Linked DNA regions of Mus musculus: region 1 is linked to region 2. The links are chromatin loops, found by intact Hi-C in ENCODE. Cell type or tissue: left cerebral cortex. All regions are shown on one strand. Links, peaks and the distances in the headings refer to the core of each region. The heading gives the core; the rest is flanking DNA. Region 1 has its middle 37 kb from the start of Il1b. Region 2 holds the start of Gm25703 (a small nuclear RNA gene).

What was found. Peaks named below come from ENCODE experiments on the same cell type or tissue, not always from the same donor. Only the 100,000 strongest peaks of a DNase experiment are listed, where the experiment ranks them.
Region 1: a loop joins it to region 2, with 2.5 times the contacts of the local background. A loop is called at or near these places in 4 of 42 quality-filtered maps.

Annotation. Positions count from the first base shown.
Region 1 is chr2:129,399,960-129,416,419 of GRCm38, reverse strand. No RefSeq gene overlaps it. Among named protein-coding and RNA genes, the nearest start is that of Il1b, 37 kb to the right of the region's middle. In left cerebral cortex, for the core only: CTCF peaks have their summits at 7,760 (motif pointing right) and 9,677 (motif pointing right); DNase peaks (open chromatin) are centred at 4,548, 5,263, 6,864, 7,720 and 1 more place; H3K27ac peaks cover 3,874 bases.
Region 2 is chr2:129,313,579-129,330,038 of GRCm38, reverse strand. It overlaps Gm25703 (a small nuclear RNA gene), which reads left to right and starts at 14,560; the gene lies at 14,560-14,710. In left cerebral cortex, for the core only: no CTCF peak of the experiment used is centred there; DNase peaks (open chromatin) are centred at 7,607, 9,687 and 12,429; H3K27ac peaks cover 2,597 bases.

The DNA of each region.
Region 1 (16,460 bases), core at 3,956-11,955, 87 kb before region 2:
GGCTACATATATCAAGAAAGAGCTTCCTGCTGTGATATAACATAGTGAAGTGCTTCACAGAGCTTAGCAGTAGCATGTCTCTGAGAGGAAGAGATGAGGATGGTTCAGGTCTAGCCTGTCTTCACAGGAACTGATCCAGTCACTGGAGAAGGATGTATGTCTCCTGACATGCTCAATTTCTAGTGCCACCGTCTTGGGTATCCAACCTGTTCAACCCTCCACCTCTCCTGTGTGTGTGTGTGTGTGTGTGTGTGTGTGTGTGTGTGTGTGTAGAACATCCAGACCACAGCAGAGAGACCCTGGGTTTGAATTCATTTCATTTTTAGCTGTTAGTGCAGCACAGACTGAGAACAAAGCTGACGTGTCTGCATCCTACTACAGAGACACTTGCTCCTTGCGAAGTCTACAGCCTACAACAAAGGAACGTGCTTCACAAATCATTTCAAAACATTTTTTTCATATTCAGTAGGAATATTGTCTTTGTGGGCTTTCTAAATCACGAGATAGCCAGTGAGATATTGAAAGCGCATGGCAGCATAGCCAAAAAGAACCTAAAAGCAGGGCTGGAGAGATGGCTCAGTGGTTAAGAGCACTGACTGCTCTGCCAGAGGTCCTGAGTTCAAATCCCAGCAACCGCATGGTGGCTCACAACCATCTATAATGGGATCTGATGCCCTCTTCTGGTGTGTCTGAAGACAGTGACAATGCACTCATACATAAAATAAATAAATAAATAAATCTTTAAAAAAAAACTAACAGCTTCTCTCCTCGCATCTCCACATCTCCATCTCCATCTCCCCATCTCATCTACCTCTTCCACACTGAAGCAAATGGCAAAATGGTCATTTACATCCAACCACATTGTCAATCAATCAAATATATTCCGAATACCTGAGAGCAAGGTGAGCAAAGATGCTATGTCCCATGCAGTGGAATATATGTGCTATGGCATGGCTAGATTGAAAAAAGTATACATTATTCTTAGAGAGAGAAGCCAGATATATTAGGCTATATACAAGGAAGTTCTCTGTGATACTCAGAAAAAGCTAAATTAATTTCCTCCCAGGGGCAACCAGCCCAGAGCTTGCCTGGGCAGGGAAAACAGACTCATGGCAAAGCAAAGCAGACAACTTTGGGAGGAGGCAGAACTGTCCTGGGTCATTCACGGAGAGTGAGTTACAATGCAATTACCTCTTTATCAAAAACAATCAAATCATGTGTCTAATTTGGGTATGTTTGTTGTATGCAAATTGTGCTTCAAAAACATTTTTAAAAATCACAGCAGACAAAAATCAAACTGTTTTAAGATTTCATCTTATAGCGGGAACGGAGGCAAAGTAGCAGCCAGGTTACTTGCTCCAGGTCACAGAGAGGAAATGGCACGTACTGATGTGGAACATTTTTCTTCAACATCTACCTTCCCAGCTCCCCAGGGCTAAGGCTCTACCACTTCCTATGGCCAGCATGGAATCCGGAGAGTTTATGTGAATCCCAGCCCTGCTGCAGGATCTAACAATTGGCCTGACTTTCCTTCCAGGTAGAATGACATTGAGGATCAGAGAATATGGGACCTAACACTTCTCTATCACTCTTAGCAGAGGCTGATGCTGTTGCTATGGTTATCACCATGGCCACCGGCTCTGCTATGGTTTGCTCTGCTGCTGCTATTGTTTGAAAACCACTTAAAATAAATACTAGTTCCTTAAAACCACTGACAAGCATAGCATGGTAGTACCCACTGTGTGCTAGCTCAAGGCACCTGCACACAGTTCTCAGGCCAGCGGTAGCTACAGGCCAGTGATAAGGTATGAGCTGAGCAATCAGAAAGGGCCTCATTCTATGAAGGAAATGAAGAGACATGAAGAAGGGAAGCAGGCATGTGATCTTTGAGAAGTTGATGGTGGAGGGTTTTGAGGGGTGGCTGGGCGTCATAGCCCTGCCTTGGCCACTCTCACTGTCCCTAGGCAGTCAGGCTCCCTTGCCCTTGCTGCTGCTCTCTGAGGAGAGGCACACTTCTTAGCACCAAGTCTGGTGAGGACTTTCCAGCCCTGCTCTGTCTTCTGTTTCCTGTACCTAGGTCCTGAACGTATCTGGTCAGAGCCTTCTGAAAGGAAGTCCAGTAGAGCTGTCACTTTCTCCCAACTTCAACTGTCTTCTAAGAAGCTGACTATGAGAAGAGCTGCAGACTCTCTTTCCCACACCTAACCACCTAGGCTCAGAGAGAGAGAGAGAGAGAGAGAGAGAGAGAGAGAGAGAGAGGAACTAGCCCTTAGCCACCCAACCCAGAGGTCAGGGAACTCACAACAGGCTGCAGTTGTATGCTTGTTCTGTGGAGGGTGAGGGTATCCTCCACAGTCAGCACCCTCAATAGGGAAGATAAGAGACCTCGGACCCCCAAATCCTATCCTGATCACCTCACTAGCCACAGTGGGCAACACACCACAGGTGCTCAATAAACTCTGGCGGACTGAGCCCAAGCAGAGAGGACCGTGCAGCCCAACAGACCAGGGATAAGGCAGACCACTCGTCTAGATAGGGAGGCCCAAAATCATTCAGAAGTTCCAGTCAGCTTGCCGCTGACGGCAGGAGAAAGTTACTGAGACATCTACAGGGTTCTGGAGGTCACATTTCATCATAGCACCTTGTACTCCAGCAGTTCCTCCTTATCTACTGACGGGAAAAGCTTCCTTTTCCTCCTAGTGGTGTGGTGAGAGCCACCAGCTGCAATACCTCTCTGCACTTTCCTCTCTGGCCTGGGCCCAGCAGCCAGGTGCAGGGGACCAGACAGCTACTCATCTGCTGACTCATCCCAGTTCACGTGGGAAACCTGAGGCCATCTGGCTTTCTTTCCCCTAAGCATCAGCTTCCTCAGCTCCTCTACCCCTTCGTGTCAGACTCACCTTGACACAGCTTGCCACGAGCCCAGACCCACGTTACCTGAAAATGTGCCTCTTGACATTTTTTTTTCAATCAATACTTTTGCATTGCTCTTCTGTATTTCTCTTTAGGGAACCCCCAAATGAAGACAAGTTTCACCTAGGAAATGGTGAACATAAAACATAAGACCACAGGCATCAGGGTGTAGCTCAGAGCTTACTGTGCATGCAAAAGACTCAGGTCAGTCTCTAGCACTGGAATTTGGACTAAAGATATGACTGCGATCTAGCACTTCTTGCTAAAATGCCTAGCTGGAGCTGGGGAGATGACTTGGCCGGTAGGTACTTGTCACCGAACCTATGACCTGACCTTCCAAGTCCCCCAGGACTCACAATGTAGAAGGGAAGAACAGAGTCCCGCAAGTTCTTCTGAATGTCACATGTGTGCTCTGCCATGCCTGCACATGCACACATTGTACATACATTATACATACACAACACAAAGTAAATAAAATGTAACTTCAAAATACTTTTAGATGATTTATTTTTATCTAATATGTCTGAGTGTTTCCCTGCGTGTATGCATGTGCATCACATCCATGCCTGGTGCCTGCAGAGGTCAGAAAGAAGGTGTCAGATCTCTTGGAAATAGAATTATGGATGGTTGTGAGCTACCATGTAGGTGCTGAAAATTGAACCCGGATCCTCTGTAAGAGCAACAAATACTCTTGACTGGTCTAAAAAAGTTACTTAGGATAAAGTTATACAATGGGCAAAACTATGTTAAGTGTGTGTGTGTGTGTGTGTGTGTGTGTGTGTGTGTGTACTTGGAACAGTGTGGTTCTCACATGTCTATAATCTAGCACTTGGGAGGGTGAGGCAGGAAGATCTGAGCTTGAGTCCAGCTCAGGATAGATAGCAAGACCCCAAAATAATAAATCCAAATAGTGGAGTTGGGAATGATTTCCTTCCAGTATGTTTTTCCTCTTCTCCAAAAGAGGCCTAGGTGATTACCAGAGCCTCAGAGTCCTGCCACTGCTGAGCAGAAATCGAATATTAGCTAGGAAGTCAGGCAGGAATGGCAGAAAGGAAAGCCAGAGTCTTGGTAATAACCATCAGGAACCAGGACTCAGAGGAAGCCAGGAGAAACAACTGCATGGCCCAGAAAGCTGAATGAATGAACACATCATGCTTAGGTGTCCTTGCCAGGGGACCTAAGCCAGAGGACCTGCAGGCAACTCCAACCTCCACCTACCAGAGGGCAGAGGTGCTCTGATCGTTTACTGTGGCCACTCAGATCTAGAGGGAGCAGCCAAAAAACATTTATCTATTTAGTACCTGCCAAACCAGATGCCGGTCCAGTGAGGAGCCAGCCCACAGTGCCTCTAGCTCTGAGCTTGCCAGAGAAGGGAAGAGCTGGTAATGAACATTTTAGGCAGGGAATGGGGCAAAGGAGGAGGGGAATAGGAGAATGGAGAAGCCAGCATGCTCTCAACTTGTCTTGCTGGGCATCAGTGCTGAATGGGTTGGATGAGAGAGGAGCTGAGGAGCCTGTGCCTGGCAGTGGACACAGACACCTTGCATTCCCTTGAGATCAGGAGCTGTTGGGCTGCTCAGGAATGCTGCAGGATTTCCTCTTATCATATATGGCAGTGTCAGAGACATAAATCCAGCCGGAGAGGAGCTGAGCCAGGAAAGTTTTCAGGAGGCTGAGCCATGAGCCAAGGTAAGTGAAGAACACCTGTACCCTGAGGCGTGGGCAGGGCTTAGAGAGATGTAGGTGGCTTCTTGGCGTGCCCCACCTATGTTAGCAGGCCAAGTGATGGGTTTTGTTGTGGCATTTCATACATATGTGTCATTCTCCTTAGTTCTTATTGACCCCCACCCCCCACCGAGTGCTCTTAAAGGGGCAGAATAAAAACAGTGGTACAGCCCGTTCCTTCCATGTGGACAGGAATAAGCCATTGCCATTCAAACAAAATAGTAAGGAAAACAAAACAAGACATGGGCAGGCTTGAGACCGACCTCTGGGGCGGGAGAAGGTGTCACAGAGACTGCTACACTGGCAATGACCATTTAAGAACAAAGGTAATTTCAGCATTCACACTGCCCTGGCCAAGCTTTACTTAGACATGATTAAGTACCGTAGGTTCACTGGGCTCTGATATTTTTTTAATCAAACTACTGAACTGAAAAATTGAAACCAAATTAAAGCTTACAAGAAGGCCAACTCCAAGACCAGGTCATCCTGTCCATGTGTGCATACTGAAGTGTCCCTGGCTGCCCTCCTGGGAGAAGGTGTGCAGAGTCTCTTCGAGGACTCTCTGTTGAACCACAAGAGCAGCACTGCTTGGCTTCATATGTTGCTGGGGCTTTGTGAGGTGTTGTTCTAATCATGGCTCAGGAGCTATGCAAGCTGAATTCAAATAAAAACCAACACTCACAAGAATGCAAATCAGAGCAGAAAAGGAACTCCTTAAAGGTCGAGAAATATCACCCTGTGAAAGGAGAGGATGCTGAACTGAAGGCAGTGGAATCTTTTCTCTTCTATGCTCCAGTTTCCAAATCTTTTCAATAGTCTTAAATCACTTCTAAAACAAAGGAATGGGGCCAGTGGGATGGCTCAGCGGGTAAAGGTGCTTGCTGCCAAGACCTGGGTTTAATCCTCAGGACCCACAGAGTAGATGGAGAAAAGCAGTAACTGTAGGTTGTTCTATGACCTACACACACACACACACACACACACACACACACACACACACACACACACACATAGATGCAAGAAAACAATTTAATTTATATTTAAAGTTATGGGACAAGTGAACATACTTAAGAGAAATCGGTTTGGTAGAGAAAGGGAAACACATTTTCCTATATGTGGCACTTCCATGCATTTGTGTTAACGAAGGAGCCAGTCATGGTATAAGCAAAACGCACAGTTGTTGCAAAATCAAAGAAAACCCAGTTCTCCACACCCCTAGATGTCCTAAGCCAGTGTCACAACAGTTATGTGGTTATCGTGTGTCACAAATTAAAGTGACACAGTAAGACAAGACAAAACAAAACAAAAAATCTACCCGATGAACTAATAGCGGCCACCAGCACACCAGACTGGCTCATTGACTCTGGCACAGGAAAAGATGCTCAATAGTCACTGTAGGGCAGTGGCTACAGCCGGTAGGATGCCTCTAAGGATCCATCAAAATTAACTAAAGCAAAGGCACTTGAAAAGATGTGGGGCCACTGAAACTCTCAGTCAGTGCTGGTGAGAAGTTCAAAATGGCCAGGCCACTCAAGAGAACAAGCGTGCAGTGAACAGCTGACACAGCAAGTCTATTCCTAGCCAAGAAAAATGAAGATGTAAGTAGACATTAAAACTTATATATGACTATTTGCAGCATCTAGATTGACGTGAAATTGCCACCAGTGGTCGAATGTATATCCAATGTTGTATATATTCGTACAACAGTTAAACACTAGAAAGAAATGAAAACATTAACAAACCTAGATAATTATAATGAACAAGGGAAGCCCGACACCAAAGACAACACAACACACAATTCCATCTAAAGACGTTATAGAAAGGCCCAGTTAAACTGTGGTGACAAAAAAGTGAATCATGTCTGCAATGGGGTTAGGGTAGAGGGTGACTTGATTGGAGTGTTGGTTTAAGGAGTTGGACATTTATTGAAAATGAGGAGGTTGTACGTACCCTCCATTGGATATTTTGTTACATGTAAGTTATACCTCAATAAGACAGTGGGGGTATTTTTTGTTGATTTGGTTTGGGTTGGGTTCTTTGAAACAGGGTTTCACCTCAAGTCCAGTTTCCTTGGAACTCATGGTGTAGACAAGTTGGACTCAAACTCGCACCCTTGAGACTGGATCAGCATCAGACTAGACTCACCGGCATGAGTCAGCTTGTCTAGCTTAACATTGATTTTAAAAGAAAATATTATAGCTAAGTGTGACATCCATAGGACCCCTCATAAGTATATACATCAGTATTTATACATGTCAAAGAAAGGGTTTAGCTGGGGTATCAAGTTATGGTCCTTTTGGGGTCCAAGAGAGCTTTGGGGTAAGACGGGGATATAAAAACAGGGCTGGTTCTTTCCCTGCAGATTCTAAGGTCTTTGCATTTTAGAAAAAAAAAGTTGCTTAGATAAAAGAAGGCCAGGAAGCAACTGGAACTTCAATGATTAATGAGCGTGCCAGGGAAAGATGACATTCAAGTCCGTGGTTTTTAATTCTAGAAGTGGGGGCGGGGCGGGGCGGGGACGGTGGATCCACATCCCATGGGAACTGAAAAGAAAGATGCTCTTTGTTATCTGTTAGCCTTTCTAGCACAGAAAATGTGTCCAAACAAGGATATAAACTTCGACAAAAAATTAATCCTATAGTTCGTAAACAGAGAGTTGTTTGTAAATAGAGAATTGTGATCCTTCTAGTGCCAGCTCCTCAAGGACTGGGAGAGCTCTCGCCCCCTCCTCGGCCTCCTCTGTGGCTTCTGCACAGCAGGCTCCTTCAGACCAACCCAGTTTGCTACCCACCCAGCTCAGTTCTCTGGTCCCACCATACTTTTTAAGCATTATAGAATCCTACATCTTACTCCGTAAAATATGAATCATCCCAAGTTTTATATCAGCCATCTTTTTATAGCCACAGATAGGGCACATTTAAAAATATACGTTTCACTTTTAGTATACCGACTAGCACATACGGACGCTATTTGTGGATGCAATGCGTTGACATGGAGCTGGAGCACAAATAGCGCATTTTTCTTATAATATCTATTTCCCCCTATCTTTATTTAGTTCAGTTTTGCATTACGAAGTTCCTGGGCTGATGAACTCAGCTTGGTAAACTCGCTCGAACTGCGGGCGTCCTGCCACTAGGTGGCAGACGGGTTGAGTCGCGGCTCTGCTTATCTGCGGTGGAAGCAGGGGCCTCCTAGCTCTTGCTGCCTGCATCCCTGGGAAGGGAACTTTCCAAATGACCGCCCAGTAAACATGGCATCTGTTTGCTAACATCCGTAGAACGTGACTATCTAATGATAACCAAAAACGTGCTTCAGAGGAAAACCTTCATTGAAAACGTTAGATTTCCAGCCCAGGATTCTGAACGCAGGGACTTTTCAGCCAAGCGAAGGTTTATTAGCTTCAGGAAGCCTGGTTTTGCTCACCATTCTTAAACCAATCCAACCAAAGAAACACTAAACGCAGCTCATAACCCCTGTTTTGATATAAGATATTGACCTCTTTTGCCTCCAATGTGTTCCTCTCTGATGGTCAGAAGTCCATAGACCAGGTCTGGGGCAAAGTTGAGCAGTACTGACAGCGCAAGGAATTGGAGAATCTAACCAAGTCTTCCCACATGCATGCCCTCGCCTGCTCCCCACTGAGCGGACTCGTACCCACTTATTTTCTTTGGGCATTTTCTGTTTTTCCCTCTCCATCTCCGGCTCCCTAAAACTGCTCCAGATAAAAGTTGACTTGAGGACCCAAAAGGAGTGAAGTGACACTGTCCTAGTGAAAGGCACAAAGGTTCTCTCTCCTCCTCACTAAGTTTGTGGCCCGCGTCCTGATCCCTGTTCCATTTTTAGTCGACATCCTGATCCCTGACCCAGGCCTTCTGTTTCTCGATTAAAATCAAACTTTAGCAGGAATTCCGCGCAGTCAGGCTACTTTCTCGCCCTGACGTCTAACCACGTTCCTCACTCTGAGTCATCATCGCCCAGGTGACGTGCAGTGTCCTGCCCAGTCATCTGCAAAAATCCTGTTAGGTGAGTATACCAAGAACCTTCCTGCCTCCTGATATTTCCTGTCTATCCTGTGCCACCCTCTGCCACCCACCGTGCTCCCTGCTGTAGATTTTCTCCTGCCCCTGCTGTATCCAGAACCCAGCCCAGCTCTGCACTGCGTTCTCTTTCCCCATTGCAACAGTCCTAAAATGAATCTGTTTCTCCCGTTATAACAAGTAGCTCTGGCTGTCCTTCAATGTGGGGTCATTTTTACTTCCGGGGTAATTTTTCTCAGAGAACCGTTTATTTGTTGTGACATTTCCTGCCTTTAACCTACACTTTTCAGAGCTGTGCCTTTATGTTAGAGCCAAATAAGCCTTCCCAGGACTGGGAACAGGATGGTCAGGCAGGAGGGAAGACACTTGAAGAAGAAGGAATCCTAGAGGAGCCCTGGTACTTGCTGCCCCTCCTATTTCCGGCTGGGTTCTGGGACAGGAGCAAGACAAAATCCCAGAGGTATTTAGACATCTGTGGCTCCACTGGGAGCCAGGAAAGCTACAAGCTGTAGAGAGATAGAAATGATGGCACTCATAGCAAGAAAGTACTGAATTCTGTGCAAATACAGGCAACACGAGCTTTCTGTGGTCCAGAGATCAGAGGAAAATCTAAAACTTTCCTTTATTCTACATCTCACACAGAGGGGTCTACAGGCCTGGAAGCATGTTAGTATGGTGAGGACCCATGCTGTCTTTTAGTGGGAACCACAGAACTCAAGGCCCATGATCTGAGGTCATGCAGCCAGACATATATCAGCATTTTCCAGAGCCACCACAAACAATGCCTTTCCACATGATCCCTAATACAAAGCTGGTTTCTGCCACAGTACAAGAGGAGAACTTCACCTGAGATTAAATACATTATTTTATTTGGGAAGTTATACTTTGCTTTATTAAGACTTATTTTATTTCATTTACGTGTATGGTGCCAGTGTGAGGGGGTTGGGGAGTGGGTGGGAAAATATACATGTGGGTGCAGTACCCTCAGAAACCAGAGGAGGGCGTAAGATTCCCCTAGACCTGGAGTTAAAAGTAGTAAAGAGCTGCCTCCGTGATTCAGGTGTCTCCTGCTTCGTAGGCTGCACAAAGTACATGGGATGGGTCATCTCGGGGCAGAACCTGCCAAGCCTGAACAGGAAGAGCTCTGAGTTGCGGTTTAATACATGCACATCTCTGTGAGACAAACACCGCAATCCCCATTGTCTCTGACGCTATTTGGCTGATGGGAGATGAAACTCAAACTTTTGCGTCTGGCAATTCTACACCTAGCTAGCACGAGCTCTCTTTCATTATACCACACTTTGGGCGTACTGGGTGACTGCCTTAATTTTCAAAATGTCTAACTTCAATCGAAGTGACAATGTAGGCATAGCAACCATGTCCTCTAACTTCCTGTTGATTCGGCATTTGGCTCCCAGTCAACCCCTTAAATGTTGGCTATACCCTGCCACCCAGCAACCATCCCTCCAGAAATGCCTTTCCATTTCTTTATTTGTAGACCTGTACTGTTCAGAGTGGCAGCCATGGCCACATGTGGCTACTGAGAACTTGAAATGGGACTCACTGAAATATAAAGCCTAAAACACACACTACATCTTATGTACAAAGCACAACATAGGATGTAGACAATCTCACTGATAACTTTTATATGATTACATATTCGAATAATATTTCTGATATTTCAAATTAAACAAAATATATTAAAATTTATTTGACCTATTTCTTTTTATTATTAATTATTTTTTTCTTTCTTTTCTCCTTTTCTTTTTTCTTTTATGAGACAAACTCACATTATTGAGTCCTGGTGGACCTAGATCTCACTATATAGATCAAGTTGGCCACAAACTTGCATTGATCACCCTGTGCTGCCTCCTGAGCACAGGGGTAACCAGCAGGAGCCACCTCACTGAGCTATCTTCTAATTTTTAAAAAAATAGAAACTAGAAAATGCTAAGTTACAACCTGGGTTCACAGTTGCATTTTATAATCACATTTCTATCTGCCCTGTTCTATAAAATTAATTTGATTTCTATTTTTAATGTAATCCTATATTGATTCTTTTTCAAGGCTAGTGACTTCTCAGTTCCTAGCACCAGGTTGTGTTTTGTGTAATTCTTGCAACTGTTAGTGAAAGATGTCAAATCGGGACATGGAGCTTGTTTGTACAGGACAGCTAAAGGTGTTTGATTCAGGAGCAAATCCTCCCATTACTTTTTGTTCACAGTAACCAGAGAACCTATTTGACTTCTAAACCTATTTTATAACCCTACAAAGACGAGAGGATGATCAAATCTGTTGTTTTGTGGTGTTGTAAGGATAACATGAAATAATACACATGTCGTGGCTGGGTAGCTTCCTGGCCACACTAAAGTGTCAAATCCACACTGTCCGCCACCGTGTGGTTTACTTTAGATGGCGTGATTCAGGAAGACCCTTCCTGTGTGGAAATAACATGTCAGACATAAATGAAGTGAATGTTAGAAATGTCTGAATAGAATAGAGGGCATATAATATTTCAAAGAGGACTTGCCACAATTCAAAAGCAGCTGCTAGAGGCGATCTCGGAGTAACAGACGCTTCTTTTATTCCCTCGCTTGTGGATTGTTAAAGAAATAAAATGTTCCGGGGATCTCAGGATGACCTCATCCCAATTGCATAGCCTCCAACTTGGGTATAAAACCCCAAACAGCTTCTGGTAGGTGACTCAAAATGCCTTGTCCGGCTGTCTTGTTTCTTATTTATAAGTCAAGTACCTTATGATGCCTGCAGCCAAGGTGAGCCCAAGGGCATTTTCTTAATTACCCAACACACACTCAGCTCTGTGTCATGGGAATGCTGGGGCAGGACAGAACACCAGTCCTGTTCTCTCCAGAAATAAAAAGGCACACACTTGGCTTTCAGGAGGCCCATTCAAAGAATGTGGCTTGCCCTGATTTTTGGGAATCAAGGTCCTAACAACATTATGAACTAACCAGTACCCCTGAGCTCTTGACTCTAGCTGCATATGTATCAAAAGATGGCCTAGTCGGCCATCACTGGAAAGAGAGGCCCATTGGACACGCAGACTTTGTGTGCCCCGGTACAGGGGAACGCCAGGGCCAAAGGGGGGGAGTGGGTGGGTAGGGGAGTGGGGGTGGGTGGGTAAGGGGGACTTTTGGTATAGCATTGGAAATGTAAATGAGCTAAATACCTAATAAAAAATGGAAAAAAAAAAAAAAAGAGGGGGGAAAAAAAAGAAAGTGTATTACACTGGGAGAGCCATTCTGCCTTGCCTGAGCGGTGCTTAACACAAGACCCAGAGGCTCTGAGTGTGTGGGGATGACCCGTCCCAGGTAACTTGGAATGGAGTCTCTGGCAAGGTGAGTGCAAGCAGAAGAGCTGAGATGATACAACCATGAGTAGTCAGCCCAAGACTCTCGAAGTCTCAGCAGCATGGCCTCTCCACCCACACTCCTTGATTAACACTCCATTTGTTGGTATTCCTAGAGCCACCTTGACCTTCATTTTGAAACAGTTACCCTGGGTCTGAGTGGAGGGACCCCTATGTCCATGTACTGTAGACTCTGTCCATACCCATCTTATCTCCTTACATCTGACCCTGACTGATTCTATTCAGGGCCAGACTGATCACCGAGGGCACTCAGGCATCTCTGTCATTTCCATTCAGATCTGTTTTCTAGTGTTCTGAGAGGATAGTGGGCTTGCTGGTTTGTTTATCAGCTTGTTTTAAAACAGAAAAATACATCCAGCTATTTTCACGGAAGACTGTTATCTCCCTTGCAGTGACAGTTGTCCCCAAAGATCAGCAAGTGACATCTTTGGTGTCAATAGCATCTGTCATATGAGGAAGCCAGCTACAGGTTTTATCTGATCAAAAGATGCTATTTTCTGGTTGACAGAGAAAGTCTTAAGAGTGTATGGAGAGCTTGACCAGAGAGTACAATTGAGTTTTGAGTGAACACCATCTTAGGAAGGTTGAAACACCCAGAAGCCTCCATTGTGGGCCTCAGAAGAGCCTTCTGGCTCAGCGGAGGCACCCAGGGGCCTGCAGAGCTGTGGCTCTAGCTCAACCAGGGAGTTTGTCTTTCCTTGGCTCAGGGAGAATCTGGAGGAACTCCTCAATTTCTTTAGCCATCTCAAGGAAGGAACACATCTCTCCTTATCCCCTGATGACTGAGCCAGGTCTTCATGTGCGAGAACCACATGTAGACCTAGAGTTATGGTCCCAGGCCTGTGGCTCTGGAACACTGCCTTCATGGAGAGGTGTACCCCAAGAACACTGCACTTAAATAGTAAGGTACAATAAGGGACTTCCTCCGTGGAGGCCTGTGTCTGAGGAGAAAGGCTGTTCTGCCCTAGAAGACACAAGGAGGACCAAGAGGAAACAGATGAAAGATGCTGCCCTAGGCCTGTACAACACCTGGACAGATGAGCCAGGTCCTCTATTCATGCCTCTGACTGGCCATGCACTCTGAGATAGAGTCCGTCATCAGCACAATCACGTTTAGTCTCTACTTCCTGGATCTTTAGGACTCTAAGAGTTACTGAGTTGCCTCCAAGCTGTGCCTCCAGACATCCTTGTAACCACTTACAGAGTCTCACTGCAAAGTAGAGGTTCACACAGATTAGTCCACTTCCTCCCTACCACAGTCCGAGAGACATATTTTGACAAGGTTGGTGTATGGTTTGGCAACTAGACATGAGGAAACAATCTCCTGAAGTCACCAAGTGTCAACCACTAATCCCAGATTTCACCTCAGAGTTTTGTTCTTGTGTTCTGAATACTAAACAAAGCACACGTAGCCTTGACTTCTAGCTCACATCAGACGTTCAGACAGTACATGCCTCACCTCTTCAACCTCTGTTGATGGAATCAAATGGCTTTTTGCATTGATTCCTGCGGATTCCACGAGGTCACCAGTTCACTAGGGCACTGTGTGTCGTGGTGGAGAAGGCATGGCTGTGAACGGTGAGGCAGCTGGTCACACTGCATCTGTAGTCAGGAAGCAGAGCTGATCGGTTTGTATTTGAGCTCCCAAGACTGCTCCAATATAAATAAATTATAACATTTACCAAGCACTTACTACAAGCGAGGCCCTGTGTGGAATATCTTAGGTATTTTGGCACATTTACCCCTAACAATGTGTCCCACCAGATAAAGGTTTTTATCCTTAATTCACAGAGACTTACACAACTATGGAGTACCACTGTTGAAATATATCCATCCAGTTAAACCCCCTGTTTCCTTGCTGATATGATCAGAGCTGTCTATCATTTACTGAGAAACACACAATTTCATCTGTTGCCTACCCTATCCCACTATAATATTGCAGCCGTACCAAATTCACACACTCCAACATCAAATGACTAATTGCTCTTATCCTCAAAAACAGGCTAACAAAGCTGGTTACCCTGCCTGGTTTTCTGGTGGTGTTGAATAGTGCTATTTAGTGAGTCAACCCAGACATGTTACAAGTATCCTCAGCTGCCTCTATCTATGCAGCTTTTAGAATTGACCTCACTGGGAAGACTGGGAATGAAGAAACAACAAATGTGGGTATTACAAAGCTTCGTTCAATTGGGTGGGTTGTGTTTTCTGTTATGATCGCTGCAGCAGCCATCCAAAAACTCAGGACGTTTAGTATATACAGCAGGAATGGAGAGGAGGCAGGTCAGCTAATCATGGCAGTCAATAGGTATAGGAGAGCAGTCTCAGGATGGGGGAAGTCTGTCTTCGGTCATCTAGAAGGAGGAAGCTACAGATGACACTTGCCACATACACTGTCAGCATCCATACTTGGTCTACTGGGAGATCTTGCCATTCTTCTGAGCCTAACCCAGTGAAGGTCTTGCCATTTCCATGGGTCTAGGGTCCTTGACTTGGCCATGCTCACGTCAATAAAACACATTCACTCTGTGTTTGTTACCAGGCAGGGTAACACACTTAGAGATCATCTGCACCCCACACTCAGCTTTCCTTCCTGGACCCCTTATCCACATCCAGGTAGTTAACTGAATCCATTCTGATTCTACATAAAGCACAGCTCAGTTCCATCCTTCCGTGTTCTCCCCACCATTACGACAAGGCCTTGTGAGTTCCCTCTGGTCTATCTCACTGTCTTTACCCTTCACTTTCAGCCCTTTCTCTACTGCTGTGGGAAGCAAAGGAACTGATGGTACGTGTACATCTGACCACGCCATCAGGATTGCCTAATAATGTCCTTCCTAATCTTCCCCCTTTCCCAGGCTACCCTTGTCATTTCCTGCAGAGACCTAGCCTGAAGTCCTTTTTCAATGGCACTATCCAAGCTTCCTTTCTTTTAAGTTTTGTAGCAACTTCTCACGTGTGTGTCCCTAATGCACCCAAACTCAATTACCTGTCCTCCCTCTTAGTCCCTCATGTGCACTGTAATTATCTTATGTATGGGACTTGTGATAGTTGTTATTTTTATCTATATTTCCAGAAAAATCTGTGAGCCTCTGGAGACTATGCCTTAGTCCACTTTACATTCCCAGTGTTCAAGTCAGTACCCAATAAGTAGGAGGGGGAAAAAGGCACACCCTTTTCACTAGCCTATAAGTCCCCCATGCAGTAGATAAGCCGGATTGAACTGCTAGTTAGGGGAGGAATGAATGACAGTATTGCTCATCTCCAAATCTGGTCAACTGATCGCTCAGGCTCATGTCTCTCAGGTAAACGAGCTGGTCCTTCTCAGCATCATTACATAATTCAACTTTCTTGGATAATTGCAGACTATGTTTGCAACTAAATTAAATCTAGCTTTGAAGTAAATCAAATCACCAGTGCCAATTGCTGGCTGCCCTCAAATGGCAGTGTTTTCAGCCTGGTCAATTAATCCTGCCTCAATCATTGTTGGCCTTATGTCACCCATGAGTTGGGGACAGTTGGAAGGGTCTCTTGATAGATGGGTGCTTTCAACACAGGAAAACAATAACAGGTCTGCCCCTCCTCTTAGAAATGGCTAATTAATCACCTAATCTAGTTTATGAGACAAACTGGACTCGTATCTTGCTGTAGAGAACAAAAGCCTTGGTATTTCACTATCACAATCCTTAAGGCCCAGGCCTTAATAAACAAGTGATCATGATTTCAGTTGCCAGAAATAGAAGCTCCAGAATAACTTTTCTAACGCAACACCATCACTTATGAAGATATCCCAAACATTTTCTCTGCCAAGAGCCAAACTGCCTACTAAGATAAATATTAGTCAGAGAAATATAAAACATAATTCTTCAAAAACTGCATAACTCCCCCCAAAAGTGACCACAACATTACCAAGAGTTTCCATCAACAAAGTCACCCACCCCAGTTGCTTAAGTGGGAGGTAAATTTTTGGGTAAACATCAGAAATCCCCAACAATTACTTCATGACATGCTCTATATGACGCCAGTCACGGTCTTAAGTAACGACCAAAACAAGTTTGTTCCTCACATTCTCATTTTATCAGCACCTACAGAGAAGCTCTCATATCTCTGCTCCTTCATTGATTGATATGGATCTCAAGTCCCTGGGTACACTAGAAATAATATGATCTTCTACAGGCCAATTTAACATAGACTATGGTAATTTAAATAATGTTCTATCTGAATCAATAATCACTTTAGAAAGCTCACTGTGCTATAGGGAGCAAACAAACAAACAAACAAACAAACAAAATGATCTTTCTTTTTCCTGAAAAAAGAAATCTTCAGAAGCTCTCATGATCTAGCAAAGGAAAAAACATAGATAGATAGATAGATAGATAGATAGATAGATAGATAGA
Region 2 (16,460 bases), core at 4,906-12,905:
GGAGCAGGAGGGGGGGAGTGTGAGAACAGAGAGGGAGGGAAGGAGAAGGGAGGAAGGAAGTGGGGAATGGGCTGGGTGCTACTTGTTAATCATAACCAGGTGAAGGATAAAACATCACCTGTTCTTTTTTTCTCCCATAATTGTACTTTCAGACCTAAGGGAACCTTAATCTTTTCCAGAACCTTCTGTTGAACACTTATTGCAAGTTTCAGAATGATGGTGTGAATACGCCTTCTTACAGCTAATGCTGCTCCTTTTCCTAAACCCCATTAGAAGAACATTAACGGGTTCTGTTGTGCTTCACACTGCTTTCTTCTTAAAACATTAACCCACAAGGATGCTGAGAACAGAGGAGAAAACTGCGAGAACAGGGAGCAGGGAGTGGGAACCTGAATTCTTTAGGTCCACCAGGCAGTTCTTCAGTTCACCGACTTCACACTAACAACAGCAACCCAGGAGTTCCCAGCTTCACACAGGAGTTCTGCAAGCAAGCAAACAAACAAATAAATAGAAGTTGTTTTTGAGGGGCAGTAAGATGTGTTTGCTGTCAAGGATTATGTCCTGAGCTTGATTCTCCATTACCCACATGATGGAAAGATAGAAATGACGATTTTTAAACTCAAACCTATTTAATGTGGGGGCCAGTGAGGTTGCCAAGCACAAGTGTTTGAGTCCCAGGACCCAACTGGTAGAAGGAAAAGAAATCAGCTCTGTAAATTGTCTTCTTCTAACTTCCACATGTATAACTGACACACAATAAAGAAATAAAGTAGTAAAAAAATGAACAACAAATATACATGAACTGGTTTGGACAATGGAAAGCAGCTGGACACGTGGAGGCTGGACCTACGTGGGCAGGAGAAAGGAAAAGAGCCAGTCAGAACCCTGCACCTTTGGGAATGAGTTGGTCAATAAGTAAGACTGTTTGTAAGATGATTAAGAACAATAGAGTCTTACACACACACAAAACAGTGATTCATGTAGGATTCCATTCATATAAACTATAGAAAACATGAAGTAATCTATGGGGACAAAAACAGATCTGGGTTTGTTTGGAATGAAGGGGAAAGGGGGACAGACTACAGAGAGGCTTAAGAGGAACTGGTATGTCCTCAGCCGTGGAGACAATTTGATAGGCATATATCAAGACACACAAACAGAATAATTTAGCTAGGAGCAGTTTGTCAGCTGTCACTTTTACTTGACAAAGCTGTCATTGAAGAGCTGTTAAAGCAGAGACGCGGGGCTAGTCAAGGTGCTAAGAACAAATGACCATTGAGCACATAGCCTTAAATGGGTCAGTCTTGTCAATCACTCCATGTCCCACAAAACATTAGAGAAGAGGACAGAAGGAACATAAGAGGCAGAGGCTGGGAATAAGAACCCTGAAATGCTGTCTTTGGACAGGACAAGGTGCCGTTCTCGTGATCCCATAGCAGCTGTGATTTCTTGCATATGATCTGTATGTAGACTGAGTCTATAAGCATTCAGCCACAGATATGGCAGGGGCTCATGAGGCCCAGCCCTTCGCAGGAGAGCTATTGACTATCCAGAACTGTGAGGAAGAGGAAGTCATTGTCTTCAATGATGTGGCCACTGTTGAGTAACTCATGCCTCCTGCCATAGTTCCACACCCATGCCCACACAGGCAGCCCTGGTTAACTCCAGTGGATCACAAACCAAAACCATGTAAGACATGAAAGTGTGGTGGGAGTGGGGGGAGGAGGGGCTTGTGAGATTGGGGGAGCATAAGAGACGATGGGGGGGGATGTGTATGATCAGAACCTATTAGACATGGATATGAAAATGCCAAAGAATAAGTTAATACAAGAAAGCTATAGTTTAAAATGCTGACATGGTGTGGAACTAAGGGCTGCAGAAATAGCTTGAGTAGGTAAGAATGATTGCTGTGAAGGTAACTGGACCTGAGTTCAAATCCCCAGTAGCCATATAAAAAGCTAGGCATGGGAAAATATGGCCCACAACTGGGAGTCAGAAACAAGTAGGTCCTAGGAACTCTCTGGTCAACCAGCCTAGTTGAAACAGAAAGCTTTAGGTTCTGTGACCTAAAAAAAATAATGGAGGAAGGTACCTGATGCCTTCCCTGGACTTCATAAGCATATGTGTGGGGATACACACACGTGCACACATACGTGCACACATACATATACACATAAAATGCAGGCTGCTAGTTGGTTCTGTGATTTTAGAAAACAATAATAATAATTTTACATATAGTAGAAAAATAAAAATGAAATAATCAGGAAAAGGTGAATGATTAGGTTCCCAGAATAGCTCTTAGCAAACTACCAGGAATCGGATTCTGTAAAAACTGGAAAATGAAGTGGCTTTGTACTGGAGGATGCCAGGTAAGATAAAAAGAGAGTCTTGTAAACAAGACAGTTCCTGAAGGCAGAAAGTCTTCTGTGAAGAATCCCAGCTTCCCCCACACCTAATGCAGGCTAGTCTCTGTCCCCATAAGACCATATATTTGATTTGTGATTCCCAGGTAGTGGAACTGTTTGAAAGGATTAAGAGATGTGGCAGTAGTTGAGTAGGCGTGTCCCTAGTGTCAGGCTTTGAGGTTCTGAAAGACTCGCATCATTTCCAGTGTCTCCTTCTCTCTGCCTTGCGCTTATGGATTGATATGAGCTCTCAGTGACTGCTCCAGCTCCATGCCTGCCTGCTGCCATGCTCCCTGCATGATGGTCAGAAACTCACTCTCTGAAACTGTAAGCCCTGAATAAACTCTTGCCTCTATGAGTTTTCCTGGTCATAGTGTCTTATCACAGAAATAGAAAAGTAACTAAGACAGAAGGCCTTTCTCCTCTATGCAGGAAAGCAAAAGAGGCTATGCTCGGAATCAAGCCAAAACTATTATTAAGGCCCCTTCACCCAATCACCCTGATGAGATACAAACCAGTGATCTCCGCAGCCCAAAAGCCTCACCATTTACTCAGATGTTCCAATCCACACAAGAAACACCCATTCTAAAAACGTAAGATTATTTAAAAACCTGCAGATTTCTCACGAGAAGGACAACAAATAAACCAGCTCATAACAGCAGAGAGAGGAACAAAAGATCATTGGAAGAGAAAAGATGAAAAACAAACAAAAGCTGATGTGCATCAGATACAACCGAGGTATCACACTTTTGTAGTTCTCGACGATCAGAGGGCTGAGACAGGAAGGGCATTTGAGTTTCGGGAGATGAAGACTAAGCCTTAGCAACCACAGAAAGACCCTATCTCCATCTTTTAAGTTTAAAAATATTATGAATATATACTAAGTAGGTAAGTATCTCCGTATGTAATGCAATACATTGTGCTAAAAAGACAGTGAAACTGTGGAACAGTAATAAAATACTATGATGTCCAGCAGGTGGGATAGTCAAGCAATAAAATATATTAAAATGTCAGAGAAATGAGAGCAATAGAAGAGCTGAGAGATGGTGGTTAACCACCTAGAAAGTAAAGAAAAAGGTAAAGACTTGAAAACTAGACTAGATAAGAGGATTAGAGATAGGACTGTAGTGTATGGCTCAGTCGGTAAAGTATTTGCCTTGCAAGCACAAGGACCTGGGTTCAATCCCCAGAGTTCACATAAAAATGCCAGGCAAGTTGGCCCATGTTTGTGATCCCAGCACGGAAGAGGAGAGAGGATTCCTGGGACTCACTAGTCAGCTAGACTAATTGATAATAACAAAGCTAATAAATAAATATAATAACAAAGCTAATAAATAATAAACCTTGTCTCAAAGGAGGTGGAGAGCGTTCCTGAGGATAACACCCAAAGTTGTTCTCTGCACTATACATGTACACACTCACACACACATGCACACACTCACACACACATGCACACACTCACACACATGCATACACTCACACACATGCACGCACACACACACACATATGAGCATGCATACTCACAATGCATGCATAATTTTTAAGGTAAGAAAAAAACAATAAGAAATAATCAATAGTTTTTAAAACTTAAAGAACACAGGTTTTCAAATTCAATAGCCTATTAAATACCTCACAGAATGAATGAAAATGTACCTACATCATAAAATTTCAGAATAGTGAGAATAAGAAGACAATAGTCACATGACATTGCAGACAGAAAGAATAGTCAGATAAAAAAACCTAGACATTTGAATGGAGTCCAACTTCCTCATAATGGTATTGGAAGCTAGAACAAAATGGAGCAATGCTTGCCAAGTTTGGAAGCAGAACCAACTTTAACCTAGAATTCTATACCCAGATGTACTATCAAGCAAATGTCAGAATGAAGATATTGCCACCCCGGAAAATTCCTAAAGATATTTCTACTACTCACACACCTTCTCCCAAGTGGGAAACAAAATCCAAGACAGGAGAGAAGTGAGGGGAATTGATGCTATAGCGACGAAAAGAAAAAGCTGGGAACAGCACCAAATGACCACAGTCCAAATTGATGCAGACTGCAGAGCTCTAGGGATGCCCCTGTGAGGTAGAAACAAGCTGCCTAACATATCTGAATCTACAGGCAGATTTAAATACCTACTGGCAAGTTTGCAATACAATTAATGGTGCCCCTGGAGGAATCCTCTGTGAAGATAATCAAGTTTAAATTTTAGGATCTTTTATTTCCATGTATTTGGTTAGAAGATCCTTTATAATTATATATCTCTCCTCTCCTCTGTCTCTGTCTCTGTCTCTATCTATCTATCTCTCTCTGTTTCTCTCTCTGTGTGTCTCTCTTCCTCTCTGCCTCTTTGTCTATCTAACTCTCTCTGTCTCTGTCTTTCTCTCCCTTTGTATATGTCTGTGTGCACGTCTGTGCGTGTGCGTGTGCGCGCGCGCGCGCGTGTGTGTGTGTGTGTGTGTGTGTGTGTGTGTGTGTGTGTGTGTGTTACTGGAAATTGAACTAGAGCCCTACTTATGTTAGACAAGCATGCTGCCAAGGAGCTACAGCCTCAGCTTGTTCGTTCATTTGCTGAAACAGGATGTCACTAGGCTGGCCAGGCAGCCCTTGAATAAGCAAACCTACTGCCTCAGCCTCCAGAGTAGCTGGATTACAGGCTTACAACAGGCCCAGCATGTATTTCTTCTCTTAACCAGGCCTTGCCAACAGAAATTATACACCACCCTACTGATATATAGGAAACTAAGAAAATGAGAAAGAGAAGACAGTTTCTAAGGAAAGACAGAATGCGTAAGTGGCCAGCAAGAGTGCTTAATAGACTAAGTATATCTGGTCTGAGTATATTTGTGTATCGTAATAACAGCACCAATTCTTGATCTAGAAAATTTAAAGTGTAACCACATTATGAAGATTAGCAGATGAGAAAGGTGCGTGTATACACCAGTTGGAGACTGGAGCAGAACAAACAACTTAAGTTTCTCTGGGCAGAGACACGCTCTTGCCTTATTTCCTTCCCCTCCCTCCTCTGGCTCTTCCCTTCTCCAACCTTAGAAATGGAAAGTCTTCAGATTGTGAGGTTTACATGTGCAGGTGACCAACTGATCCACCCGACTTCCTTCTGCATAAGAGGTAGGAATTCCCACTGAAGCCTGTCACTGACCAAAGATCCAATACGCCCAGGCACATCCTGTGACCTGAAGGGGTACTATGGCACAGACAGGCATCTGGGAAACCTGCCCTGGCGTGAGCTGACTTGCATGCTGGGTGTGCACAGCTGGTGAAGGAGGGGCCCCTAAACAAACAGCTTTATTGAGTAGTCATCTCTGCTCTGCTGCAGACATACACAAAGAGAAAAAGAAACACAGAGACAGATAGAGAGACAGAGAGACAGAAACAGAGACAAAGAGACAGAAACAGAGAGAAACAGAGAAAAACACAGAGGGAGTCAGAGAGGAGAGAGATGTAATTATAAAGGATCTTCTAACCAAATACATGGGAATAAAACTTAAGCTTCCTAAACCATAGGAAATCACAGAGAAAGGTGTGTAAAGAAGGGATTTGACCAAAGACTATGAGGCGAACATGTGCGTGAGTTCTGGGAATACAAGGCTGCAAAGGCCTAGCTCTCCCTCCCGAATGATACAGAGGACACTGAGGGACCACCACAGGTCCTCAGGTTTATAAGACAGTCATGGTGTGTGGATGAGGGCAGTCAGGAAGACTGGAGTCATTGTTATCAATGAGTATCCTTGATTACCACAAACACAGGCGACCCAGGAGTAAGCACTTGTTTGTTTATCCTTAGATATATTCTCTTAGCAGCTTTATTTACAATAATTAATATAAAACATGCAAATTTAGAGACCACAGAGTTGGCTCAATTGTGTAAAAAGCACCTATTGACAAGTCTGAAGGCCTGAGTTTGACCCCCTGACCTCATGTGATAGAAGGCATGCATGAGTGCAAGCGCACAGCTACGCGCATGCACACACACTCATGCACATGCTCTCTCTCTCTCTCTCTCTTTCTCTCTCTCTCTCACACACACACACACACACACACAACTTTTTTTTAAGTCCTTGATCATAAAAAAAACAGCGTTGCCATGCAGTGGTGGCACACACCTTTAATCCCAGCACTCAGGAGGCAGAGGCAGGCAGATTTCTGAGTTTGAAGCCAGCCTGGTCTACAGAGTGAGTTCCAGGACAGCCAGGGCTACACAGAGAAACCCTGTCTTGAAAAAACAAAAACAAACAAACAAAACAAAAAACAAAGACAAAAAACAAAAAAATAGCATTAAATATATCAAGTCTTTTTAAAAACCTACAAATTTAAAATGCACAGTTCACTAAATTGACAGACGGACATACAGTGAAACTAAGTAACAGGACCAAGATGCTGAGCACATCCCTTATCCTCCTGCCCCATGGTGGACCCCCATCTCTGCTCTATCCTCACTCCCTTTACTAAGTATCGGAGCCTGCTATCCCCATGGACTTGTTCATACTTTCTAGAGTTTGATATAAGTGGAGCACATAGTATGCACTCTCTTCCTGCCTGCCATCTTGCACCATCAATCTGAGGCACATACTGTCCCACGTGTTCATTCCTTATGTTTTGGTTTGGTTTTGGTTTTGGTTTGATTTTTATTTTGGTTTTCAAGGGGGTTTTTTTGTGTGTAGCCTTGGCTGTCCAGAAATAGCTCTGTAGACCAGGCTGGTCTTGAACTCACAGATATTGGCCAACCTCTGCCTCTTGAGTGCTGGGATTAAAGGCATGTCCCATAATTCATTCCTTTTTGTTGTTGAATAGTAGTGCTACATTATATGGCTTAGCCATTGTTATCCAGGCATTTGTTAAAGACTTTGAGTTATTTCCATTTTTAGCAATGATGAAACATATTGCTATGAACATCCCTTTTAAAATGTTTGCATAAAGATATACTTCCCTTTCTCTCAGGTAAATAAAGACCTAGGGATGGAAGGGTGAAGGAGCTTCATGTTAGATATATGTTAGCTTTTTAAAAACCTATGACTTGCTTCCCAACCAAAGGCATATAAAATCTCAGTCTTTGTAATTTTTAGTCCACTGAAAACTGTGTGATTCTAGATTCCTAGAGCCTTGAATTACATTTATATCCTCTTTAGCATTCAAAACTCTGTCAAGCTTAGAGGAAACACTCAGAGGACTGGGCTCTGTCCCAGCAAGTGGAACTTGTCACAGTTCCACCAGGCTAACTTGTGCACAGCCAACACAGAGCAAGGTGTGATTCAGAGACAGAGCAAAAGATTGATTCAGGTGGAGTGCACCTCCAGTTTTAGCTCTCACCTTGTAAAATATTACCTAACTGCCCATAGCCAACTCACTTATCTTCCCAGGGGCTCGGTTTCCTGTCCAGATAATGGAAACTGTGGGACTGTTAATTGGCCAGGTATGTAGATTAGAGATATTTCTACAAGAACAGCAAGTTTCAAAGTACTTTAAGGTTACATGAGATAGAAAACTTAAATATTATCAAATCTTTTTTTATTTTCACCAAGAAATGCACACTTTGTATTATTGTTTACAACTATCTTACAAAGAAGATGAAGCTAACCCTATTCCAGATGACAGAAACTCTCTTCTGTCCTCTTCCAAAAGTTCTTCTTTCTAGAATGAGAAATGAGACAACTAGTTTCCATTAGGGCCACACATGTGAGTTCTGCCCCAACCAAAACTTCTTTGGGAAGGGGTGGTTAAATAGCTGGATTTTTTTTTTTTTGGACACAGGAGCAGGGTCTTGCTACAGAACACAGGCTAGCCTCAAAGCTAGACACTCTCCTGCCTCAGCCTTTCAGGTGCTGTAATTTCAGGCACATACCACAATACCCAATATGCATTATAGTTTTGCAATAATCTCACTTATCCTTGAATCAATGAATAACAATAATTATACATCCAGGTCTTGCTTCAAGAGATAACTTGGTTAAGAATATCAAGAAAGAACAGTATAGCACAATGTGAAAGTCAACTCTGTTCCATGAAAGTGTGACTGAAACCCAATACTTGACAAGAGGAGAGACCACCCCCACCCCATCCCATTTCATAAGGGCCTTAGCAAACTGAACCTGCCCTAAGGAAAGCATCACTTCCATGAGGATCAAGCAGAAAGGTTCTGGGAGGGCCAGTTAGAAGAGACTCTGGGAGGTATAAAGAAACACCATAGGATTCTAAGGGCTCCCTAGAGGTACCAAGCCTTCTGTCCATCTGTAAGGAAACACCTAAGATAAATAGATGGGAGTTAAGGACCCACAGATATTGATTGTACCAGAAGGAAGAGCATTCTTGTGTCAGAGCTGTACAGTTTCTCAATGGGCTGTAAGGTGTTTCCCGGCCTTTTAGGCAACCCCATGTTCACAGGAATAGAATAAAGATGACTTACTCTTCAGAGGAGGTTGGATTAGAGAAACCACTCCAAATTTCCAAAAAGAACCAACCATAGGAGCTTCCCTAGTTTAATTTCTATTGGTGTGATAAAATAACCTGACAAGAGGCACCTTGGAAGAAAGGGTATATTTGGCTTAACAAAATTCAGGTTTACAGTCCCTCATTGCAGATAAGTAAAGTTAGGGACTTCAACCCACTGGTCACATTGCCCACAGTTAAGAACATAGAGAAATCAATGCACACATGTTCACTTACTTGCTTGCTTGTGCCCAGTTCCATCTTTCCACTCTTACAAGATTCAGAATCCCCTGGCTAGGGAATGGTGCCACCCCCAGTGGGATGGGTCTTCCCACATCAATTAACTTAATTAAGACAGTCACCCCCAGGCCAGCCTGATGGAGACAGTCTCTCACCTCTCTTCCCAGGTGATCCTAGATGTGTCTGGTTGACAACTAATACTAACTACCAAATGTACATACTAGCAATTTTCTTAAATCTTTATTTAAAAAAAAATTGAATGTAGATTGAGTAGTACCAAATTTTATAGGCGAATTATAGGAGCAAGATCTTTTCTCAAAACACCAGCCAGCCAGTCAGCTAATCAAGGACAATAACAATCTTTTTTAGTTTTGGTGATGAACTCCTATGTGAGGCTCTATGGTTCCTGTGTCTGTAGGGTTTTTAGCATTTGAACTTTCAATTGTGAACAATGAGGAATTCTAGGAATTAAGCAAAGATATAAATGTAACATGAGAGATTCTGAGAGTGACAAACATGACAGATGAGCACCAGAAGTGACTCATCCTCCAGGAGTATGGTGAGGAAAGAGTGGGTGAAGGAAATCGGTGATCAGTCTGATGGTGGCGGCCAGGGGATGGAAGGAATGGACAGGCAGAAGGAAGTGAGGACTGACTCGAGGTCGCCTGGGGGTGCAGGAGAGTAGAAGGGGATTCTGTGATGACTGGAGTCTGGACTAGAAAAATGGAGAAGTCTAGAAGAAACGGATGATCTCTCTGGGCAATTTGAGTCACTGTGTAGGGTAAGCTTCATGAATACAGAAGCATTACCCAGATTTCCCCACCATCTAGTTCTGCTTTGCCTTCAGCCCGTGGGAATTTCTAGAGAACTGAACTAGCGGGTCTTGCAGTATGGAAAGAAAGAATTCGAAGAAACAAAATAGAAAGAGGGGAAGTGACATTCACATCCCTCTAAGGAGGGAAATAGAAACTTCTGACTCCCTGGTCCCTGATTTCCTCAAAGGCTGTCTAAGAGACAGCAGGCTACGTTTCAATGCCAAACTTATAGAATTTCAAGTCATGCCTAAATCCCAAATAAATGAAAGACTTAAACATAAAACACTCAATTATAAACCATCAAGAGCTATGAAAGGCCAATTTTTATGTAATTCTGGGGATGAATTCTTTCTGATCAATTTCTAAAAGTAGAATCCAGAGTTGAGAGGTCTTTCCACCAAGGATTTTGGTACCCTATGGCAAGCTGCCTGCCCCCTGTGCCTCCCTCCAGCTCTGTCCTTATACCACATTGCTTCTTACTCCCACCACTTCTTCTCTGGCTAGCTCTGAGTTTTTCTAACACACATGATCTTCCAGCTTCAGGGTGCTGCATGGGCTGTTCATGTTAGCTGGGATGTAACTTTCCCTATATCTCTTCCTTCCCTACCTAGACATTATGCTGATTATTTAGGGTGGGAGTTCAGAGGATCAAGGTCTCCCCACACATATCTTCATAGCACCCTAGGCTTTCCCATCCTTAATGATCACCTGCTATAGACTAAAAAAGGGGTTTTGCCAACTCACCCAAAATTCACGTGTTGGGTCCAAATTCCAAATGTACTGATGTTGGGAGATGAGGCACTGGGTAGAAATGATCTCTGTTGAGGGCACTACCTGGTAACCTTACAAAGAAAATCTCCTAGAGAGTTCCTTTGCCCCTTCCATCACATGAGGCTTCAAGAAAAGTGTGATCTATGAACCAGAAAATGGATTCTCACCAGAACTATCCAGCAGCACCTTTCTCTGAGAAAATAGAATTTCCGTGGTTTATAAGTCATCAAGTTCATGGTGCTTTGCTATAGCGTGCTAACAGACTAGGACAACACCATATTTATGGCGAGAAGGTGTGACTTCTCTGCTGACAGAGACACTCATGAGGTTAAAAACCTTGTCTGTCCTACACTTAGCCCTTGGCTCTCACTATGTTCCCAAGTCAAAGACCCTATCTTCTATGAATGAGTGTGTACATCCATGAATGGATGCAGAGATAACTGTTAGTAATTACCTCAGCCTGTTCTGTACACTGTAGACAAGTAGACTCCTTTTGTAGCCCGATGATATTGATTGTGATGGGTTTTTGTCTAGCCACATTTGACATTCCTTACTTTCAGAACACCATGCTTTCCATCCTGTTTCAGGGAGGGACCTGGACAATGAGTAAAGAAGTCTGAGTTCCATGGGTAGAAGAAAAATAGATTCCAAGGAAAGAATAAACTGAACCAGGGAATAAGGCTGGCAAAATGTGACATCTATCATGGAAGGAAAGCGACCAACGCTAACTTGAACATTTACAAACACTGTCTAGTGTGATGCTTCCAGAACCCCAGGAGGAATTACTAGAGCAGTTTTGCAAGTGAAGCAACCCAAGCTCTGAAGAATGAGCTACTTACCCATTACCTCACAGTAGAAGACACAAATGCATGCATTATGCCTTTGCTCATCCTGTTTCCTCAGCCTGGAATAGCCATTCTCCGCTATGCAAATCTAAGTTCCCAAGCTAATGGCAGCTTAAGGTAGCCTCCCTGTAGGCTTCCCTGAGCTCCCTCCTATTTCCTGTACTCCCCACCCTCCCATACCTAACTTCTGTCTTTGTTCCAGTCCACCTATCCTTACATTCGTTCATCTTCCATTGTTCCTAGGTCTTAAAAAAACTTAAAAACAGTGGGGTTCTTTGCTGATGCTCTCCCCACAGCCTCCCTCCAGTACTTCATTGTTTTCTGAGCCATGAAGCAAGCCAGCTACCAAGCTGACTCATGCAGCTTTGCACGGCGCTCCTGAGAAACACCTGCCCTGGGCTCACACTGCTCCACACGGGAGTCCAAGCTCTGTGGCTCCCCTTTTAAAAGAGCCACAGTACTTTTGAGCAACTCTGTGTAGGATGAAATATACCCTAGGAAAGAAAGCAAAAAGAAGAAAGTTAGATATTCTTCTTCCCTTGGATATTTGTTTTCTTATTAAAACACTTCAAAACTTGCCCAGATTCTCAGTCTCAGAAACATACATTTCTTTTCCTCTTAGGGGTTATAAAGGGGCCCTGAAGGTCTTTCATCTACACCAGACTTTCTTGAAAGCAAGACTAAGGAATCAATCATCCTTTCACAGTCATGGTATAAAAGTCAACTCCTTCTAATGTGTCAGTAAACAGGCATATGCTAGGAAAGGATTTATCTCTGTTTAGTTTAGGAGCCAAAATATCAAGTTTGCCATTGAAATCATGAAGGAAAAAAACAGGGAGGACGTGGCACTCATCTGTGACTCATCATACGTGACACAACAAATGATTTACAAGAGAACGGTAAGGAGTGGGTCTAGAAAGGATACCATGTGACCAGACACATGGTTCTGGAGCACAGGGAGCCGTAGCAAAACAGGATGGTGTTCAGGATCCTCATGCAGACTGTGATGAGCAGCCAGAGCTGGACTATTCCAGGTAGCTATCCAGTCTAATCGCCCACCTCATAAATAAGAGGAGCTCTGAGAAGTGTGAGGATCGTTTAAGACTGGACAGTGGCCAAGATCAAAGTCAGATGAAGATCTGCCTGTCTGGCCACACTGTATGCCACACCTGTTGATCCTAACCTGCATAGTAGCTGCTTCAGTTGGAAACCCATCATCTTCAACCAATCGTTCACATTAAAAAGCAGGAAGGAGCTGATTGTGTTGGTGCACACTGGTAGGATTTGCTGAGGGAGGTAGAGCCAGGAAGATCACAAGTTCGAGGCCAGCCTAGCTACACATCTTACAGGGCAGTGATGGCACACCCCTTTAATCCCAGCACTAGAGAGGCAAAAGCAGTCAAATCTCTCAGTTTGAGGCCAGCCTGGTCTACAAAACAAGCCTTGACAGTCAAGGCTACACAGAGAGGAACTGCCTTGAGCAAACAAACCAAAGAAGAAGAAAGAAGCGGAGGAGGAAGAGGAGGAGGAAGAGGAGGAAGAAGAAAACGACGACGATGAAGAACTGAAGGAGAACCACACAATGGACATAGGACTGCTGGTCTGCATTAAAATTCAGCCTCCCATCGTGTTAGATTCTTGTATATCTTTTTATTTAAAATACCTTGAGGTTTGGAGAAATGGTTCTATGGTTAAAGTACTTGTCACTCAAGCATAAAAATGAGAGTTTGATCCCCCAGAATACGGTAGCGCATAGCCTTAATCTCTGCTTCCGACTGCAAGATGAGAGGAACCACTGGAAGCTCACGGGCCAGTCAGCCTGAAGAACACGGTGACAGAACAAGAAAAGAGACCCTATCTCAAGCTGGGTGAGAGGAGAGGACTGACACCTGCTGTTGCCCTTTGGTCTTTTACAGTTCTGCAGCATTCACACATATATGCATACATATGCACATGTGCACGTGAACACAAACACACACACACACACAGGAATACACTATACACACATAAAAACGTTTAAATACTTTGAAAAACTATAAAGTACTACATACATGTTAGGTATTATGACATATTAACTCAATGTTACTAACTTTACTATCATCCATTTTGCTCTCACAGCCAACTTATCTTTATCTGAAATCCAAATCTGCCCCCCACCACCATGAGCATCTAATTAGGGTGTTAGCTTGTTTTACTGGAAATTTCTTCTCCCAGAGGGCAGAGAGCATTATGAGTAGAATGCTGATGAAGACACAGACAGAATTGATTGTGTTAGAGAGGAATTTTGAGAGAATGTATGTCATCCTGGTCTGTGGTAAAGAAGGGAAGGAGACTCACACATAGCCTTAGTCAGAACAGGTCTGGTTTTACCACAGAAATGAACTGAAATCTCGGTGATTTGCCAAAACTTAAGATGCATTTCCCATGGCCACCAAGTCTAAGGCAGGTACTCTAGCCTCAGGCCTTTACCACGGCAGCATCTTGGTCACATGACCTCTGAGGTTACTGCATCAAGGGAAGTTGAGTGTGATGAACTAGTTGGCCCTGGTTGCATCAACAGAACTCAATCAACTTCCTGTTCACAGGCTGTTGGCCAGAGCACGCCATGTGTCCTCAGTTTAACTGCGAAGGAGGCCAGGAAGACAGACATCCATCAGGAAATCCCACACATGAGCAGATGGATGATAGTACGCAGCTAGCTACCTACCACACAATGATTCCAGGAATGCAGACATCAAAAGATTTCAGAGTATTCCAATTATCTCAACAAGAATTTGCATAGGTCTTAAGGACAGAAAAGCTAATAGAAATTACTTTAAAAATAAATAGTTGCAGTAATTAGCTCTAGTTATTAAATTTCTCATGGGCTTTATTTTAGTTTTTTATGTATTTCTCCAATACAGCCATATTTAATAATAAACATTTTAAGCATACTAATTTCTTTAACTGAGAAACAAGTTCAAACAAGAGGTAACCATGACTCCAATGAGAAAAAGACTCAAAAAGAAAGAAATTCTCTTTTAAGAAATGCATTTTTGATGCCTTAAACTTATGAGTAAGGAAAATAACGATTCGGGGTGACACCCGAGTCCTCACTGCTTATGTGAGACGAATTTTTGAGCAGGTATAGGTTGCAGTCTGAGGCGACCCGCCTACTTTGTGGGATGCCTGGGTAACTCGATCTGCCCGACACCCCCCCCCCCAAAAAAAGAAATGCACTTTTGACCAGAAGATCACAATTACCCCAGAAGAAGAAAAGTAAGTAAGAGACAGGTCCAGACACCAGGGTTGCCACACAGGAAGCCCGCTGATGACTTTGGAAGGGCATTCAGAAAAGAAGGCAAGGAAGAGGCAAAGACTCCATTACTCAGCATCTCAAGAGGTGAGAGAAAGGGAATTCAGAAACAGAAAGCATCCATAAGGGAAGGAGTGAGCTAAAGCAGAGAGAAGACGTCACAGCTAGCCAGCCCCGCAGTGATGCAATGACTGAACTCCATCTGTGTGTGTTCCTCCTGATGCTCACGTTTGAATCTCCTGTCGTCTCTGCTCCTGGGCTCCTGGAACATCTTAGTCAAACACACTTGAGTTTAGGTAGAAAGACTGCTTTTGATACAGTTAGAGCTACGTTGTCATCTCTCTGTGTGCTGGTTTGCAACCTAGAATAGTTCTCAGACTCAAAGCTGTCACCATCAAAGAGACAAAGCTAGTTGGGGATACAGCTCAGTGGTAGAGGCTTAATTAGGACCTCCTGGTTCCATCTCTAGCAGCACGAAAACAAAAGTGTAAAACTGATTAAGTTATGAATAGGCAGAGCTTGAATATCTTCGAAGTAACCCTCCAGAAAAGACTTCCCGGGGGCTATAAGAGGCCCTGTTGGTCTGGCTCCTGCACTCCTTCCAGTCCTCCATTCTCAGCTTACCAGCCCATCTCCCTCCACCAGTGGCTCTGAGCTCTTAGCCTTCAGGCTTTGATATACTTGACCCTCATAACATCTGCTTGGTCCTGAATGTTCCCTTTTCTCTCCACACTTGTCTCCCAGTCCAAGATCAACAAGTGCCTCTGTTTCATACCTTTATTATGTAGATAATTCAAAGTGTAATTATCTGCCTGGGGTCAGGGGTCAGCACTGGCTTCATTGTCAGCTTTCAGGAGATCAGAGACCACAGCTGGTGTTGCTCACTTGATGTAAATGACAGAAAGAAAAAAAAAAGTTCAGAAGCATCATAGATTGCCTTCATTCTTTGTAAAATCTGTGTGTGTGTGTGTGTGTGTGTGAGAGAGAGAGAGAGAGAGAGAGAGAGAGAGAGAGAGAGAGGCAGGCTACATTAAGACACAGAGACAGCTTTGTGGTTGAGTATAGTCTGAAGTCTGAACCCCATTTCCGCAACCTGCTAACCTTGCAACCTCAGGCTGGTTACTTAATTTTGCTAGAACTCTACTTCCTCTTCTGCAATGTGTGATGGGATGACCTACCTCTCTGGTCTGATGAGAGGATTAAGTTGAGGTAACATTGTAAAACCTGGAAGCCAATAAGGTGTTATGGACATCCTTTCCTCCTGCCTAACTGTCATGGAATTAAAACTAAGTAGGGCATGAATGGACACAGATAGCTCACTTGTCTCTTCATGTTTGTGCCTCTGAACACCTCTCCCTTGAGGTAGACAAGTGAATAGTTAATTTCAGGATCCCTACGTCCTCATGAATGTCAAACTCTGTAAACGCTCACAGCCAGAAAGAACATAGTCTTGAATTCACATAAATGCATAGCCCCTGTATGCCTTGAACTCATTTCTACACCCCTGCTGACACCTAACAGAGTATAAATGCCCTGTAAGTAGCCATTATACTGTATTGTCTCCTGAATTCAACACAGATGCTTCTCCTCCCCATCCCCAAGTACTTCTGCCCTCACTTGGTTCAGTCTGCAAATGCAGAACCC